2 separate regions of the Homo sapiens genome follow, and region 2 is linked to region 1. A link is a loop called in an ENCODE intact Hi-C map of the cell type or tissue named here. Cell type or tissue: MCF 10A. All regions are shown on one strand. Links, peaks and the distances in the headings refer to the core of each region. The heading gives the core; the rest is flanking DNA. Region 1 holds the start of LARS2-AS1 (LARS2 antisense RNA 1). Region 2 overlaps SLC6A20 (solute carrier family 6 member 20).

Evidence for each region. Peaks named below come from ENCODE experiments on the same cell type or tissue, not always from the same donor. Only the 100,000 strongest peaks of a DNase experiment are listed, where the experiment ranks them.
Region 2: it touches region 1 in a loop (14-fold over the local background); 3 of 110 quality-filtered maps call a loop at or near these places.

Annotation. Positions count from the first base shown.
Region 1 is chr3:45,506,563-45,515,612 of GRCh38, reverse strand. It overlaps LARS2 (leucyl-tRNA synthetase 2, mitochondrial), which reads right to left. Exons shown (of 22, transcript NM_015340.4): 16 at 2,378-2,478. It overlaps LARS2-AS1 (LARS2 antisense RNA 1), which reads left to right and starts at 6,068. Exons shown (of 4, transcript NR_048543.1): 1 at 6,068-6,256; 2 at 8,631-8,701. RefSeq lists a silencer at 5,702-5,996 and an enhancer at 6,823-7,689. In MCF 10A, for the core only: a CTCF peak has its summit at 3,923; a DNase peak (open chromatin) is centred at 3,922.
Region 2 is chr3:45,757,233-45,766,282 of GRCh38, reverse strand. SLC6A20 (solute carrier family 6 member 20) reads left to right here. Exons shown (of 11, transcript NM_020208.4): 8 at 542-746; 9 at 3,211-3,370; 10 at 6,261-6,426; 11 at 7,156-9,050. The coding sequence ends at 7,305. Among named protein-coding and RNA genes, the nearest start is that of SLC6A20, 35 kb to the left of the region's middle. In MCF 10A, for the core only: a CTCF peak has its summit at 4,983 (motif pointing left); a DNase peak (open chromatin) is centred at 4,952.

The DNA of each region.
Region 1 (9,050 bases), core at 465-8,464:
AATGTGTTGGTCCCTTTGTGGTGCCAGCCACCCACACCCTATTCTTTGGAACTGTCTCCTCCCCTACTCACATACCACTGGTCTAGATGGTGCTGATGGAAGGGGTCTTAAATGGCCGCATTTGGATGAGGTGACCTTGTTGCCAAGCCCTACTGGAGAGGACTAGTAAGAGCACCTGGCAAGGCTAAGCCTCTATCTCACAAATTGGAGCTAAGAGATACAGAAACTCAGTTTCCATGTTGCTGAGCACTGGGACCATCAGGTCCTAAGGAGATGGGGCAAGACTTGCCACTGCAGCTACCCAAGGTCACTTGGTAAATTGAAATTGGGGAGAGGAGAATCCAAGTCTGGCAGATGAAGGAGAACAGGGCAGAAGAACAGAGAGAAGCAGGAAGAAGAACTAAGAACGAGAGAGCTGAGAAAGAGAGAAGAAAAAAGGAGTGGCTGGTGACTTCCTATGAGCAGTGGGGCCTAGCTCTATTTTCTGCAACTGGGTTTGGGTGGATTTCTTTTCCTTCCAGCCAAATAATCTCTGATTCCAACAGCAACCAAGCTAACAGGGGACCGATGTACAGACCTAAAAGCCAACTCCATACTTCATGAGAGTTACATCCATGAAGGAGACAGAAACCTGCCCTTGCTGATCAAAGTATTCTCACCCAGTAGGCAAGACTACGTGGGAAGGGAAAAGATGTTCACAATACTGCCTGACCCCATGACAGCAGAGAAGGGGAGACTGAAGTCCTAGATGTTTATCCACGCTGTGGTGAGACTCAGGGAACCACTGGCCCCTTTACCCTGCCCCAGGCTGTGTCTAGACCTTAAAACACTGTTATGCAAATTAGGAAAAAATGTATCTTTCTGGGCAGAAAAGTTGAGAAGTTAGAAAAAGTCACCCTCGTTTGGCAGATGTTGCCCTGAAATGTATGGCTTGAGAAACGGCTGCATTTCAGGCCCTACTGAAATCACAGCCTTGGCTTGGTTCTTTTGTGTAGCGCACAAACTGCACAGCTATACATGGGCAGCCTTGCCTGTTACAGAGAACACTTCACTAACTGTGAGGCTGAATTCTATGTGCACCTGAATTTAGCTCTTTCCCTCTGTCATCCATGCTGGAGAGACACTGCCAGTTCTGCTTCTCCAGCTTCTTTTTCTCCCACGGACCGTTATAAACCTTGATATATTTTGCTTTGATGAGGTAATTGCATCGACTGCTTCCCTAAACCCTGTCTCTAATGTTTGGCTGGAGAGGCTGCCTACCATTTACAGGGTTGTCGTGTGACCTAATCTCATCCATTATGCACTAGTTTTTCTAAATGTAATGGTCACAGTGCTGGGGGTTTCTCACAGCTGTCCCTATGTATACTGCATGTCTCCAACTGTTTTCTTTCTTTCTTTTTTTTTTTTGAGACAGAGTCTTGCTCTGTTGCCCAGGCTGGAGTGCAGTGGCATGATCTTGGCTCACTGCAACCTCCACCTCCTGGGTTCAAGTGATTCTCCTGCCTCAGCCTCCTGAGTAGCTGGGATTACAGGTGCATGCCTCCACGCCTGGCTCATTTTTGTATTTTTAGTAGAGACGGGGTTTCACCATGTTGGCCAGGATGGTCTTGAACTCCTGACCTCAGGTGATCCACCTGCCTTGGCCTCCCAAAGTGCTGGGATTACAGGCGTGAGCTACCACACCTTGCCCCTACCCATTTTCTAACATGTCATATATTCCACGTGTGTGCTGGGTGCACGTGATACATCCTCACCATGGCACCTGAAGATCTTGTGATCCTCAGGGTGAAAATGAAGGGTGAAATGTAAAGGGTAAAGGGTGAAAATGCAGAGTGGAAGGAAAAGGCTTGGGAGAGCTGGGACAGGAGGGAAGTTCGGGGAATCAGGGGGAGGTGTTTTACTGGGAAATGCTAAGAGGGGGCTGCTCTGGGGTGCTACGAGTAAACCGAGTGCTGCCCCCCAAGGTTCTGAAATGTGCCACTAGAACATGTTGGGAGAAACACTGGGAGTACCCCAGTTCTGGAAGAATGTGTCTTGGGCCTGGGGGCTCTATCCCTGAGGTGGGCTTTCAAAGATGGTCTGGGATAGGAGGTCATGCCTGAGTTGACTCTGTTACATACAAATGAAAACCCTGCCAGAAGCTGAGGTGGCACTTTGGCTGAAGGGGGCTGCAGCAGAGGAGCAGACGGCCAGTCCAGGACCAGGCTTCAGGGGGCGCAGGCCCAGAGGGAGCTGAGGCTTAGAGACCTCACAGCCAGCGGGTCTCTCTCCTGCATCCTCCCCACTCTAGAGGCAGATGCCTGCTTGCTCAGTAGCTCTCAGGCCTGGCCTTGGCTCTCTGGGAGTACCTGGATGGGACCAGATGGGCCATTCTTACCTGTGAGATCCACTTCCTCTCTCTGTAGATACTGTCCAGATGGTAGGCGGAATGTCTGCCCCTTGATAAGGCCTTGGGCCAGCAGCTTATGAAAAGGCTCCCTGAGGAAAGATGACAGGAAAAGAAAACAGGAGGAGTGGGACATGAGGCATTGAGAAAACAGCAACGCAGACCTTCCCTCGGATGGGCAGAAGTAGCTGCCCCTCATAAAAGCAGGCGGGCTGACCAAGGCCACTTATAAACCCAGCTTAAACAAATGGCTCCTTAGAAATAAGTGATAAGAAAATAAATTCAGGCTGGGCGTGATCCACCTGCCTCGGCCCCCCAAAGTACTGGGATTACAGGTGTGAGCCACCCCACCTGGCCTAAAAAAAGTTTTAAACCATACAAGTCATATATGACTATAAACCTTCTGTTCAAATCCAAACACTACCACTCCTTTCTAGGCCTATGTCCCTTTCAGGAGGCAGTTCTTATTAATAGTTTGGTATATATCCCTGGAAAAGTCTGGAGACATTTTTCAATGCCTTTGTATACATAAATGTGTACCTATCCACATATGGTTTTTATAGATTTTTGGGGATTTATATAAGTGGGATTATACCTTATGTATACTTTATGGTATTTCACTTAATGATATGAATGGATTTCTCCATGGCAGTTCATATAGATCTATCTCACTTTTTAAAAAGTTACCTAGTGTTCTGAAATATGAATTGATTATAACTTATTTATAGTACCTGTTTTAAAAAGTAGTTTTAGTTATACCCTTACTGGGTAAATAGTGACATATAAACTTTTTCTCATAAGAGGATAAGAACAGGTTGACCTTCATACTGAAATTATTGCAAATTTGCAGTTGTTTATTCTTAAGAATCTGCCTGATTCAATTTTGAGGCATTTCAGCAAGACCTATTCCAAACTCAAAGAATGATTCATGGCGATATCTGCTGATAACACACGTTAAGTATTTCGTGTTCAGGGTATCAGGTAGGAGCACTCATTTCCTGGAGATCCAGTGATGTTCCCCACAAACATCACCAGTACATGGCTTTGGTTGCTCAAGGTAAATTTTTAAAGGTGTTTTTAGGGCAAAAGTTAGGAGAGAATGATCTGGATTCAAAGATAAAGATAGGTAGGATGATCAAAATCAGCAGCATTGGCCAGGCGCGGTGGCTCACGCTTGTAATCCTAGCGCTTTGGGAGGCCGAGGCAGGTGGATTGCCTGAGCTCAAAGTTTGAGACTGGCCTGGGCAACATGGTGAAACCCCGTCTCTACTAAAATACAAAAAGTTGGCCAGGTGTGGGGGCGCGCACCTGTAGTCCCCGCTGCTTGGGAGGCTGAGGCAGGGGTTGCTTGAGCCCAGGAAGCGGAGGTTGCAGTGGGCCGAGATCACGCCACTGCACCCCAGCCTGGGAGACAGAGCGAGACTCTGTCTCCAAAAAAAAAAAAAAAAAAAAAAATCAGCAGCATTAAGCCTCAAGAAGGGGCTGGGAATCCAAGGAATCCTATTCTTAGGTCTTGTATTTTATCAAGTGGCACAACACTGCCACCTTCCGAGAACGGACAGAATTGCAACCTGCGAAAAACTGACTAACCCCAGCTGTTCAGCCTAAGGCTGCAACTTTTGCCTCGTCTTTTATAACTTTTTTTTTTTTAAGGTAAACTGTTGAGGTATAGCACACATATTGAAAAGTGTAAGTCCTAGCGGTATAATGATGAATCTTCACAATATAAAACACACTTGTGTAACTGGCATTCAGCCCAATTAGCAGAACGTGAAATCAACCTTCCATCCGCTTCTAGGCACTGTCTCCTCACTATGGGCCCCTATAGCCTGACTGCTAACACTATTATTTCATCTGCCTGTTTCTAACCCGCTTGTAGCCATTTCTTAGTGAGAGCTCTCAGGGGATGTCCACATGGGAGGCTTTCCCCAGAACTGGCAGGCAGGTCCTCAGCAGTGCACCCACACCAAGACCTGCTAGTTACATGAATATATCCTAATGTCTGAAAGCTTCCAACAATGAAACTTGACAGTTGAAGCTCTTCTGGACTGTCTTCTCTGAGGGTTGCAGTGCAGCAGGGGCCATCTCAGATGGATCATCTAGAGCAGGGATGGCAAAACCTAGCCAACTATCCCCAGTGCCCTTGCCTACAACCACCCAGACACCATTCATCGACAGCAGCACTCCTGGTGCTCAGAACGAGTCTCTGAATTCTTCTTCGTACCATATAATCAGAAAGCACAGAGTTATTATGTGAAATGTATCACTTATTTCTTTGGTATTTCTTGAGTGCTTGCTATGTGCCTGGCACTGAGCTAGGCACTGGGGATATAATGTTGGGCAAAGCAATCTCTGCCCTTGGGGAGCCAGCCTGTTTACGATCACTGAACCAAACCAATGCCTGACAACTCTCAGAGCTGTGAGGGAGGAAAAGAAAGAGTGCAGTCATATTTGAAGAGCTCCTCCTCCCAATCAAGTCCAAATTCCTCCGCATAGCCATCCAGGACTTCTCCCTGTCCCCTGCCACTCCCTCTGCTCTTTCAAATGTTGCCTGCATGTGCTTCCACGTCTTTACTCACGCCATTTCCCAAACTGTTATCAAAACTCTAGTCCTCCTTCCTGGCTCAACTCAAATGCCATCTCCACTGAGAAGGTATCTCCTGGTCAGAATTAGAATTAGTTGTTTTTTCCTTCCTGATGCATCCTGTGTAGTGCCTGTAATTGTATCTAGCAGCTATTACATTTTATTGTGTATTTAGGTAAGCTGCTTGCCTGTCTTTCTCCTGTGAGGAGTAGGAGGATGATTTTTTTTTGAGACAGGGTCTTGTTCTGTCACCCAGGCTGGGGTGCAGTGGCACAATCACAGCTCACTGCAGCCTCAGTCTCCTGGGCTCAAGTGATATTCCCACCTTACCCCTGCAAGCAGCTGGGACCACAGGCGCGCACTACCACACCCAGCTAATTTTTTGTATTTTTGGTAGAGATGAAGTCTCACTATGTTGCCCAGGCTGGTCTTGAACTCCTGAGCTCAAGCAATCCTCCTGCCTCGGCCTCCCAAAATGCTGGGATTACAGGCATGAGCCACTGCTCCTGGCCTTGAAAATCCTTAAAGGCCACTCTCAGTCTCCAGTTCCTAACAGATGCTCAGTAATGTTAATTGCCTTGAACTCAATCAAGCTTGTTTCAGTGGATGAATAAACCTACCAGCAGCAGGGGTGGGGGATAATGTGAGTAGGACAAAGTGGAGGCAAGAGAGGAGGGAAGAAAGAAATGAGTGAAGTGGGGCACTGGATGCTATACTTTCCAGCTAGTGCCACCATCTTTTTGCAGGGAGGGGTGCATTGAAAGATCCCAAGCAGCTGAAGCAAGAGAATGAGAGCAGGGGAATGCCCCGATGAGTGCTCACATGGAATTTCCCAGTGGGGAAAGGGGCGCTTCCCAGCTCCTAGAATCCTGCTCATTCCCAAGTGTTTTCCCTCCACTTTTCCAGGGAGCCAGGGAATGGGCTATAGGGAGTTGGGAATCTGGTTTTCACTCTTGGCTGAAGCTGGCCATGTCTACTCTCATGCGTAGTTTAGCTCTGAATGAGTCACACTTGTTTATTCATTCAACATGTATTTACATGATAATTGGGTACACAGCACTAGGCAATTAATTGGAGAGCTTACAATAAGAACAGGCAGCCCAGGACATGCTCATAAATAACCATCAGCACTACAAGAAAGACGTACCAAATGTGATTTGGAGGCGCAAGGTGCACAGGAATGAAGGACAAAGGACATCAAGGGCCCTGCTGGACTTGGAACCCAGGCCTGCTGGAGCAGAGATCACATCACATTGCCAAGTTCATTATTCAGATTCACAATTGGGGTAATGTGTTTCCCTTTTGTTCACTCATTCATTCACTCAACAGATGGTACTTGGGAACAGACTTGCGTATGCAACTGAGTTATTCATTCATCATAGTGACTGTGCACAGCAGGGGCCTTTATAAGTGAGTGGAAAATCTGCAACTCTAAACCACTAACAAACCGTTCTGACTCAGGGACCATCAAACGCGGGAGTATTAGGCAGGGCCTCTGCCTTGAAGAAGGCCCTGGATTTCTGAGTCAGCTTTCTTCCTACTCCTTCGGTACATCCCTGGAGGTAGATCATGCTTGCTTGCACTGAAGCACAGCTATATGTAAGCACAGTGATGAAAACTGGGGGGAGATCTTCACAATTTCTTCATTAGTTTAGACTGCACTAACTCAGAAATTGCAACAACTGATAGCTGCTGGGCATTGAAGGCCACATTTGTCCCACTTGGAAGAAGGAAAGAAGGAAGGGAGGGAGGCAGGGAAAGAGGGGAGGAAAGGTAGGGAGGGAGGAGAGGGAGGAAGGGAGGGAAGGAAGGGAGTTGCTAATTATTAGGATAAACAAGGAAATTCAGAACATTGATTGATTGGCCATGTTAAGTGCTCTTAAAAAAATCACTATATACAAGGAATGTGCTAATTACAGTATGAGCAAAGAATATCAGGATGTATCAGAGCCCCACCTTCTTGCTGCAGATGACATTTACCTATTCATGAAGCCCCAGAGAGCCTGCTGCCCACTCCCCTGACCTGGTGCGAGAGTGGCCTGCCAGGCTGCAGATCTTTGAAGGCCATAGATCTCTGAAAATGGTCTCCAAATTGGACTTTTCATTAAATCAGACTAAGTTTACCTTCCTCTTCTTCCTTGTTCTGTGCCCAGGGCCATCATGTCACATAATTAGCCTAGTTTCTAAGTATTAGCCATGGCTCATTCTTGAAATATCACCATTCCCATTTCCTAGCAGCCAGTTAGTGGCGCAGAAGGAGGGTTTACTAATACAGCAGGACCCAAGTAAAGCTTCTCTTCCCTTCCTGTTCCTTTTCCCAGTAGCCCCGTTTCTGGCATGATCAGAGTAACAGAGAAGAAAGCTCTGTGGATAGGGGCTTGCTGTGCTCTCCACGGTCAGCAGGCGGCCTGCCCTTCTCATGGGAGCTCCCTGAGCAGCTGCTTGCTTCTGACAGCCACCACTTTCTGTTGATTCCAAACTGAAGGGAGAAATTCAGTTTGGGGAATTTAGTGTCTAAGTTGCATTACAGAGCTACAACAAAAAGTGACAAGATTCCATGTTTACAGCGGTCTCCCACAAAGGGAGAGAAAAGGCTTCCTGATCTCATTCAGTGAAGATGGGCCATGACATGTTCCCACGCTCTAATGTGCCCCCTCTCTTTCAACCTGGTGCTAACCACCGGAAGGAGGGAAGCTGAAAGCTGATCCTACCCCACACCCACAACCACAGCAGGAGGCTCAGCATATTTTCCTTCTTTGGAATATATACCATACTGTAAATGATAAAGTTACACAATCATTGTAAAAAATCTGGAAAAAATCAGAAGTATATTGGGCTCACCACCCAGAGATAGCTAGTGTTAACATGTTGGCATGAGTTTTTCAAGTCTTTTCTCTTGCTTTGAGTATGTGTATATATGTGCTTGTATATATAAAGACAAAGATAACCAAGCTGTATCTTGCTTTTTCTATTTCTCATTACTTCAGATGAATTTCTCCATGTTATTAAACATTCTTTGTAATTTAATTGAAAGTGTTGTATAAGTGTGCTCCACGTAGATGGATTATACTTTATTTACCCTGTCTCAGCATTTTGGGGCATTTAGATTGTATCCAAATTTTTAGCTACTTGAAATAACACTTACATGAACATCTTGGTGCATAAGTTTGCATTTCTGATTATTTCCTTAGGATAGATTTTTAGCAGTGCAATTAGTGCACCCAAAAATGAATAGTTTTAAGGCTCTCACTATGTATTGCCAAACTGCTTTTCAGAAAGATTGTTCCAAGCTACTTCCTGCAATATATGAGAGCTGCTCTTATGCTAGCTTCCTTACTACATGGAAGATGGCATCTCACTGCTGAATAATTTATATTTGCCAGTGAGGGAAATTTTTTTTTTTAAAATCATAGAAATGGGGTCTTGCTGTGTTGCCCAGGCTGGTCTCGAACCCCTGCACTCAAATGATCTTCCTGTCTTGCAATCCCAAAGTGTTGGGATTACAGGTGTGAGCCATCGTGCTGGGACGGAAACATTTTACAGTGTAAGATGTTTATTATTTTATAGTGTGATAAAATGTTTATTAATCATTTGGATATCTTCTTTTGTGGGTTTCCTGCTTACATTAATTCCCGGTTAATCATTAACTTGGTATTTCAGATCACACAACTAAGGCACCTGCTGTCCTGTGTGGTGGCACACTTAACTTGGAGGCCAGCCTCTTACGTAAGGTAAGGAGACCTTAAAGTACAAACTGCAAGCCTAACTGTGCAGGTGATGAAAAAAAATGTCCACAACTCTTACAAAACAGGAAAGATGATTAGATATACATAAACCTTTGCTGTCTGTATTTGAAGAAATTAGAATCAGAGTGAAAAGAGTGCTCAGAGATAACTGAGTTCCTAACATATGAGGCCACTGAGACCCAAAGGAGTTCAGCTTCTTGTCCACACAGCTAATCAGGGGCACCACTGAACATGGACAGAGGTCTTTGGATTCCTGTTTCACAGCTGCTACTTGAGACAAGGGCTGAGGGGCTCAGAAATGTTAAACTAAAATGGAATAGCTGTACTATCATCT
Region 2 (9,050 bases), core at 430-8,429, 250 kb before region 1:
CCCTTAGGGGATTTGTCTTTAAGCAGGAGTTCCAGCCTCAATTTCCATAGTTTAACATTTCCGCAACAGAGTTACCAGCACAGGGACGTGACCGCTGAGCACCTGCCCCTCCTGGTTGCCTGCTGACCAAGCTGTCTCCCTACAATTCTGCTTCCTGCTGCCCTGGCCCCGCCCTCCCTCCTCAGGTCCCAGCCACGGAGGTTTCAGGACACCTAGTCGGTCATCACATTAGAAGCAGAAATTATCCATTGTTTTATTATCTTTCATCCAGAATGTACGTAAGTTGGGGCAGGAGAGGGGAACTCAGTGTTGCAGGCTGGCTACAAGTTCTCACGTGCTTTGCATATATGAGCTCCTGGCAGCTCCCATTTCGTTTCAGCCCAGCTGAGTGTAAGGGGTTGATCTGCAGATGGAAGCTCCAACCTCACAATGTGGCTTCTCATGGCCACTTCCAAGGTCCCCCATGTTGCTTAGTACTGAGTGCGTGAATAAGACTATAAGTCCCTCTTGCATGTAACTGGTGTCTTCTCACCCTGGGCAGGCCGTCCAGGGCACTGGCCTGGCATTCATCGTCTACACAGAGGCCATTAAAAACATGGAGGTGTCCCAGCTGTGGTCGGTGCTCTACTTCTTCATGCTGCTGATGCTGGGCATTGGGAGCATGCTGGGGAACACAGCGGCCATCCTCACCCCTCTGACAGACAGCAAGATCATCTCCAGCCACCTGCCCAAGGAGGCCATCTCAGGTCAGCGGGGCCAGCCAGTGGAGGAGGCAGGGGTCAGGAGGGCCAAGGCGTGGGGGTGAACAGGGGAGAGCTCCCTCAGGGGTCATGGGCTGGTTCAGGTGGCTACAGGGGGTTGCAGCCACCTCACCACGGTCCTGCCATGTCTTCTCACAACCTGGGACCTGGGCCATGTGATTCACCCTGTGCGTTCCATTCTCCACATCACAGGGAAGTGAAGTGGCCACCCCAACCCAACTCCCCAACCTGACATTCAAAGTTCTCCAGGCTAGGAGAGAACTCGATTTTGTTTCTGTTCATTTTCATTGAAGTATATTATATATATTTCAGACGGAGTCTCGCTCTGTTGCCCAGGCTGGAGTTCAGTGGCGTGATCTTGGCTCACTGCAACCTCCATCTCCCAGGTTCAAGTGATTCTCCTGCCTCACCCTCCCGAGTAGCTGGGATTACAGGTGCACGCCATGACACCTGGCTAATTTTTGTATTTTTAGTAGAGAAGGGGTTTCACCATGTTGGCCAGGCTGGTCTCGAACTCCTGACCCCAGGTGATTCGCCCATCTCAGCCTCCGAAAGTGCTGGGATTACAGGTGTGAGCCACCACACCTGGCCTGAAGTATGACCATTATAAAGTGTACATTTCTTAAGTACAAACTCAGTGGATTTTACATATGTATCCACCCAAGGAACCACCACCTAGGTCAAGATACAGAACATTTTCCACACCCTAGACAGTTCCTTCACACCCCTTCCCAGGCAGTATGCACCCCTGGAGTTCACCTCTATTTCTGACTTCTACATTTTAGGGGTTTTTTTCCTTTTTTTTTTTTTTTTGTTTTTAAAGAAACAGTCTCACTCTGTCACCCAGGCTGGAGTGCAATGGTGCGATCTTGGCTCACTGCAACCTCCACCTCCCAGGCTCAAGCTATTCTCGTGCCTCATCCTCCTGAGTAGCTGGGATTATAGGTGCACACCATGATGCCTGGCTAATTTTTGTATTTTAGTAAAGATGGGGTTTCCCCGTGTTGGCCAGGCTGGTCTCAAACTCCTGACCTCAAGTGATCTGCCTGCCTTGGCCTCCCAAAATACTGGGATTACAGGCATGAGTCATTGCGCCTGGCCTTCCTGTTCCTGAATTTCATATGAACGAAGTCCTATTGTACACACTCTACGTCTATTGTCTTCACTCAGAATCTACCTGTGAGATCCACTCATGTTGTTTCGAGCAGCGATCGTCTGCCCCTTTTTGTGCCTATACAATAATCCATTGTAAGGTGACATACCACAGTTTCTTTATCCATTCTGCTGTTGATGGACATTTCAGATCTTAGGAAATGAGCTGGCTTTTCCAATTACATCTCTCATGGTTTCACTCCCTGGCCCATCTGCTCCACTCCAATCAGGCAGTGCCTCAAGGACCCTGTGGCCTACACTACTCCGTCTCTGAAAACACCATTCCTTGACATGCAGGATGAATCAAACCCAGCTCCCAGGCCATCTCCTTCAAGCCCCGACCACTCCAGTTGGAGTTGCCCCCACCTCTTCAGAGTGCTGCAGCACTTAGACCCCCTCCTCAGGCCTGGTCTTTGTAGCCAACACTAGGTGTGCCCATAGCCTTCAGCCAGCGCATGGCCCCTTTCTCCTTGTGTGTCCCCGTCGGGATAGCAGGAGGGCTCGGTAGCTGGCAGTGTACGGTGTGCTAGTGGAAAGGGCAGGTGTGGGCTCTAGACTCAGACATGCATGGGGTCCCCAGGGAAGGCAGCTGGAGGGGCCTGGGATGAAGGCCCAGGTTCTGGAGGCTAAAGGGCCTGGGTCTGAATCCTCACTCTGCCATGGATGTGCTATGGGATGTCGGGGGAGCCTTAGACATCTCTGAGCCTTGCCTTCCCATCTGTGAAAGGGGGCTCCGGACACCTGCCTCAGAGGCCTAAGGGTCCAACGCATTGCAAGTGCCTGGCACAAGGGAGGATCTGGGTGGACATTTGTCTCTTCCCTGCCCCACCCTCTTCTGGGTGGAGGCAAGTCCTCTCTAGGAAGTCCTGATGGGGCCACTCCATATTCAAGCCTCCTCCCCTGATTCATTTCTCATGAGCTCCAGGGCTGAGTTGTTGGGATAAACAGCGGGGGTTATAATTGTAGACCCACAGCCTGGGCGGGATCCTGGAATGACAGTGCCCACTACGTCTGCTTGTTCATTGAGCTTTAAGCTCTGCCACCCCTGCAGGGCAGCTCAGTGAGTCAACATCAGTGACCCCTGCCAACACGCTTCGGGACACCATTGTGCCCCCTGCCCCACACACGTGGCACACACCTTCAGAGAGTCCAAACCATGACAGCTCTTTCAACCCATGTGGATGAAGCAATCAGCCAAAATTCCCTGAGGGCCGACGACCCCACTGTCCTGTAGAGAACTGGTAAGCAGTAGTGGGGGGGTCTCGGGCAGGTGAGCAGCTGGTCTTGTGGCCCCCAGGTCTGGTGTGCCTTGTCAACTGTGCCATTGGCATGGTGTTCACGATGGAGGCTGGGAACTACTGGTTTGACATATTCAACGACTACGCGGCCACACTGTCCCTGCTGCTCATCGTGCTGGTGGAGACGATTGCCGTGTGCTACGTGTACGGGCTGAGGAGGTGAGGAGGCCCAGGACCCTCATTTGCATAGGGAAAACACAGCCACAGAGGCCACGCCCCTCAAGGAAAACAGCTGTTTCTTGATGCACATCTTCACCTCTTCTTTAAGCTTCGCATCATGACTCAACGTTTGTTCTTTGCCCGCAGATCTCAGCTTATGCTCTGCCTCTATTCCATGCTCAGTTTGCTTCAGTGAATATCTTTTTCTCTATTCCCTGTACTTTTGCTTTGTATCATAGGCTGTTTTAGGGTTGACCCTGCTGGACCCCCACAGCTTACTGGGGCAGGGAATTGTGCCTCCAGGCACTGGATGCTCTGATCATCGGCCAACATCAGTATTTTCCAAGAACCCTGACCAAAGTCCAGTTGATAACTTAGACCTTAGAAAATTTGGCAGATTCAAAATTTAGTCAGTGAGGTTCTCAATCCCAGTGCACAGCACGGGACTGGAATGTTTTAGTTCTCCCCAGGTGATGGAATGTGCAGCTGGGGCAAGAGCCACTGGTCTAGAGCAACCTTCAAACTCGAGTGTGCCTCAGAGTCCCTTGGGCTGGTCAAACACAGCTGTGAGACTCACCCCCAGGGTTCTGATCAGGCAGGCCAGGGGAGGGCCAAGAATTCACATTTCTAGCAGGTTCCCAGATGAGTCTGGCACCCACACTTTGAGAACCACTGGCCTAGAGAGCTTTGCTACCTCAAGTGTGGTCCCTAGAGCGGGAGCAGCAGCAACAAGGCGCTCGTTGGGACTGCAGAAGCTCGGGCCCACCCCATCCTGCTGAATCAGATCCTGTATCTTCACACTATGTCCAGGGGGCCTGAGGCACATCACAGTTTGGGCAGCGCTGCTCTAGTGGGTGCGGTTTGGGCGAGGAGGCTGTGCCACGTTGTTTTCTGCCCTCTTCCCCAGTCTTTTTGATCCTCTGTGCTGGTTCAGGGTGGGGAGGGAGACATTGACAACACTCTGGGAGGCAGGCATCCCTGAAGCAGCAATCCCTGCTGTGTCCCCGGAAAGGCCAGGGTCCCGTGCCATGCTGAGGGATCTCCCATGATCCATCAGGACATAAGTTAAACAAAGCCAAATTGATGTCTTTCCCGTAGGACTTCTCAGAATCTTAAAGACAGTTGTGGATCCCAAAGAGAGGGTTAGAATTGCAGCATTTCCAGACTTACTTGGTCAAGGAATGCCTTTTCACCCTCCTCTCACCCGACTCCCACCCTTAGCTACTAACATTTTGAGGACACTAGTGTTAAGGGGACCAACTCTCCCTGTTTCCCCAGGATTGAGGGGTTTTCTGGGACGTGGAACTTTCAGTACTAAAATTGGGAAAATCCCTGGTCACCTAGGAAATGCCAGTCTAGAGGGAGAAAGAGATTGGTCACTGAGAGGGTGAGTGTTTCAGGATAAAAAGAGAAGGTTGGGAGAGAGGAACAGAACCTAGGGCCCGCTGGAGGTCACTAGATGGGTGAGGGGCACAAGTCCATCAAAAAGGGGCTGGTGAAGGGAGACAGAGGCAGAAACAAACGTGCCTTGGAGATGTCGTAGGTGGACTGACCATGTAAGTGGCAGGAGGGGAGTGCTTCGGCTTGCTCAGGTGACACCGCCATCTAGTGACCACCCAGCAACAGTGTCCTGGGGCTTTTCTGCAGCCAGCTCTTCCCAACTTTCTCCATCCAGGAAAGGGGGGGGGGTTATGGGGGTGTGAAGGGACAAGAGGACCCCCAACACTTTTTCACCTGTCTGATTTTGAAAGCCCCAGGTTTTCGTGTCACATACATGAGCCTTCATGGCCTGCAGCCTAGAGTCCAACTACGTCAGCAGCAGCAAAGGGCAGGTGGTGGTCGCCACACAGCCTCGCATGGACACCCAGGACATGCAGCAGGTCCCAGGGAGGGAGGGGCTGTGGCTGCAGCTGGTGACGTCACACCCACACCACCCCAGCCCCTCCCGCCAAGGCTGCCTCTTCCGCTGTAGGGAGCAGGTTTAAAGGCTCTGGGCTGGAGGCAGGAGGCCAACCCAGGTTCTGGGCCTGGTCTTTACCAAGCCCTAAGGAAGAAGGCATCGCAGCCCTGGGCCTTGGTTCCTCCTGTGTGAAATGGGGAGTTTCGTTGGGCCAACATCTCCCAAAATGCCAAAGATACTTTTTATACTGTGTACGTGTATTCAAAAACACACGTACTTAGTTTGTCAAGTCGATGAGAAACTGGCTGCTGTTGTGCTGCTGCTAACCGTAGGTTTAAAAGTAAAGAAGAGGGAAAAGAGAGCTACAGGCATGATGGAGGTGGTGATGGTGGCTGTGGGCAACGCCTTTGGGACTCACTGCCCTGGCCACTCTAGACCAGCTCCAGCAGGCCAGGGCTACGGTCCTTCAGTCCGAGGTTGGCTCTTCCTCTGTCCCAGAAAACCTGCTCTGGTTTCAATGGACCAAGTGATTCTGCTCCGTGGTGTTTCTACTGGGAAAGGGAGTCACTGATTGACAGGGGCGGGCTGGGTAGGGGGGTGGGCAAAGCCGCCCAAGAAGTCCCTGTCATTGATGACCAGCCTGACAAATGTCCATCCCCTGCTGCCTGTGCCCACCATTCCTGGAGGCTGCCCTCTGGGCTATGCCAGCAGCCTTCATCTGAAGGCTGGCATTAGGAAGGCGTCTTCTGATGTCCACTCTCTGCGGGTTGCTTGCTCCGTCATCCCTTCTGGGCAGCCTCAGCCCTTCTCCCCTCCCCACCGCAGCACTCGTCTCTCAAGAAGGTGTCACAGAGGAGCCCAGTGGCCAAGCTCAGACATCCTTTACCACCTAGAACAGAATGTTCCTTTGTGAATAGGGACAGGCAAGCTGGACGCCCTGACCTCCGCAGCCTGGTTAATCCAGACTTTCTCTCCCTGTTTTCCAAATAGATTTGAAAGTGACCTTAAGGCCATGACCGGCCGAGCTGTGAGCTGGTACTGGAAGGTGATGTGGGCTGGCGTAAGCCCACTGCTGATTGTCAGCCTCTTTGTCTTCTACCTGAGCGACTACATCCTCACGGGGACCCTGAAGTATCAAGCCTGGGACGCCTCCCAGGTATCTACTGTCTCCGTAGGGCTGGCGCTGGGCCCCCATGGCCACTGAAAAGCATGGGCCATTCATTTTCCGAAACCAGGGGACTATTTCCATGGTGTGGGTAGGTTATTTGTCACGACATGGAAATATCACTGAGGTATTTTAGAAATAGTCCAGCACGGAGGAGCTGGGCTTTGAGCTTTTAGGTATGTGCTTCAGTGGGGCGAGAGGAAGGCACTCCTCCAGAGCTTCCCCATCCACCTGTCCCCCGGAAGCTGAGAAAAACTCCCGCTGCAAAGGCGCCAGCTCCTGCCTCCTGAGCAGCGCTCTCCTCCGCGCCTACCGCAGCAGACAGCACTGACAGAGAACGTTGCTACCTTCACGGGAAAGTCCCATTCCAGGCTAAGAGTAGTCGCCTACAGTTTAGGTTCCCTGAAAGTTGCCTTAGACATAAGGTGCTTGATTATTACCATGGTTATTCATTATGGGTAGCTCCAAACAATAGCTCTACACCCACTGGTTCAAGTAGTTACTATTATTCCTAGTTTATGGAAGAAAAAGAAGGTGAGGGCAGTTAGGCTCCTGGCACATTTGCTAGTGAATTGCAGAGCCCGTGGCCCCAGGAGTGAGGACACCGGCCCCACATGCTCTCTGCCCACGTCACATCACCTCCCCATCACGGATGGGCCCTGAGGCCCAGGGGCAGTGCTCAGCAGGTGCTCTCTGCTGACACTCAGTCTCTCCTTTCAGGGCCAGCTCGTGACCAAAGATTACCCGGCCTATGCACTGGCTGTCATCGGGCTGCTTGTGGCCTCCTCCACCATGTGCATCCCCCTGGCGGCCCTGGGGACTTTTGTTCAGCGTCGCCTCAAGAGGGGAGACGCAGACCCCGTGGCCTGAGATGTGGGCTTCCCAGCCGCTCACGGTTTTACAGATACTATTTACAGGCGGAAACTCCTCGGCTGCTTTTTCAAATGCTTAAGCCAGGAGTGCTCAGCCCATCAACTTCCTGAGTGTCTAAAGAAGATGAGGAAGGTGTGCAGGAAGAAAACTCCCTTGGGAGAACGCACACCCTCCCGTGGTGGCTGTTCCTCCCTGTCACCTGCCTCCTCATCATGGAAGGGGGTGGGCTATGAAAGCCGGTCTCAAAGATAACTGCATCCTTCATTCCAGGAAAGCCCTAGAATTAGGGCACATTGCAAACTGAAATATGACTATAATTCTTATGGGACCAAATTTAAGCAATTTTTGTTTTTGGCTGAAGAGACACCAAAATATTAGAGGACAAATATTTTTAGATCCATTTAAGGAGTTTTGAAGTGCCTAAGATGACCTATTTGTCAGTGGTGCAAAATTAATTCTCTTCTTTTTTGAGTTGTAGTGAATATGCAATTTCTGTGTTCCCCTTCCACCCTTTAAATCTTAGGATGACAAGTTATAAAGAAAGAAGATCTTTGTCTGGGACCCCCAAAGGGATCCTTTCTCTAAGGTCTCTGACGGTGGGTCCAGGACCAGACCTCTCTACAAAAAATTGCCCCAACTACAGTTTGCAACCCCAAACCACATTAGAAGTCTGTGCAGACATCCCTCCGTGGTGTGTGTCTTGGTGCATTGGAAAAGGAGTCAGGAGCCACTGTGAGGTGAGAATGAAAGTGGATCTCAGCTGGGCACGGTGGCTCACGCCTGTAATCCTAGCACCTTGGGGGTCAAGGTGGGTGGATCACTTGAGGTCAGGAGTTTGAGGCCAGCCTGGCCAACATGGCGAAACCCCATTTCTACTAAAAATACAAAAAAATTAGCTGGGAGTGGTGGCATAGGCCTGTAATTCCAGCTACTCTGGCTGCTGAGGCACAAGAATCATTTGAACCTAGGAGGTGGCGGTTGCTGTGAGCCAAGATCATGCCACTCCACTCCAGTCTGGGCGACAGAGCAAGACTCTGACTCAAAAAAAAAAAAAAAAAAAAGTGGCTCTGACTTTCCCATAGGCTTAATATTACATTTGGACATCGTGGCCAACTCTATCAAGACCACAAATACCACTTACAATTAATTTTAAATTATTCATCTGTACATAGTTTTCTAAAATGTATATAATTCAAACAGAGCATCTTGTAACTGAAGACACACCATATCTATGATATCGCATTAGTCCATGTGGGGAAAAGAAAGATCAGATTGTTACTGTGTCTGTGTAGAAAAGGAAGACATAAGAAACTCCATTTTGATCTGTACTAAGAAAAATTGTTTCTGCTTTGAGATGTTGTTAGCCTATAACTTTAGCCCCAACTCTGTGCTCACAGAAACATGCGCTGTAATGAATCAAAGTTTAATGGATTTAGGGCTGTGCAGGATGTGCCTTGTTAACAATATGTTTGCAGGCTGTATGCTTGGTAGAAGTCATCGCCATTCTCCATTCTCGATTAACCAGGGACACAATGCACAGCAGAAAGCTGCAGGGACCTCTGCCCAAGAAAGCCTGGGTATTGTCCAAGGTTTCCCCCCCACTGAGACAGCCTGAGATATGGCCTCATGGGAAGGGAAAGACCTGACTGTCCCCCAGCCCGACACCTGTAAAGGGTCGGTGCTGAGGAGGAATAGTGAAGGAGGGAGGCCTCTTTGCAGTTGAGATAAGAGGAAGGCTTCTG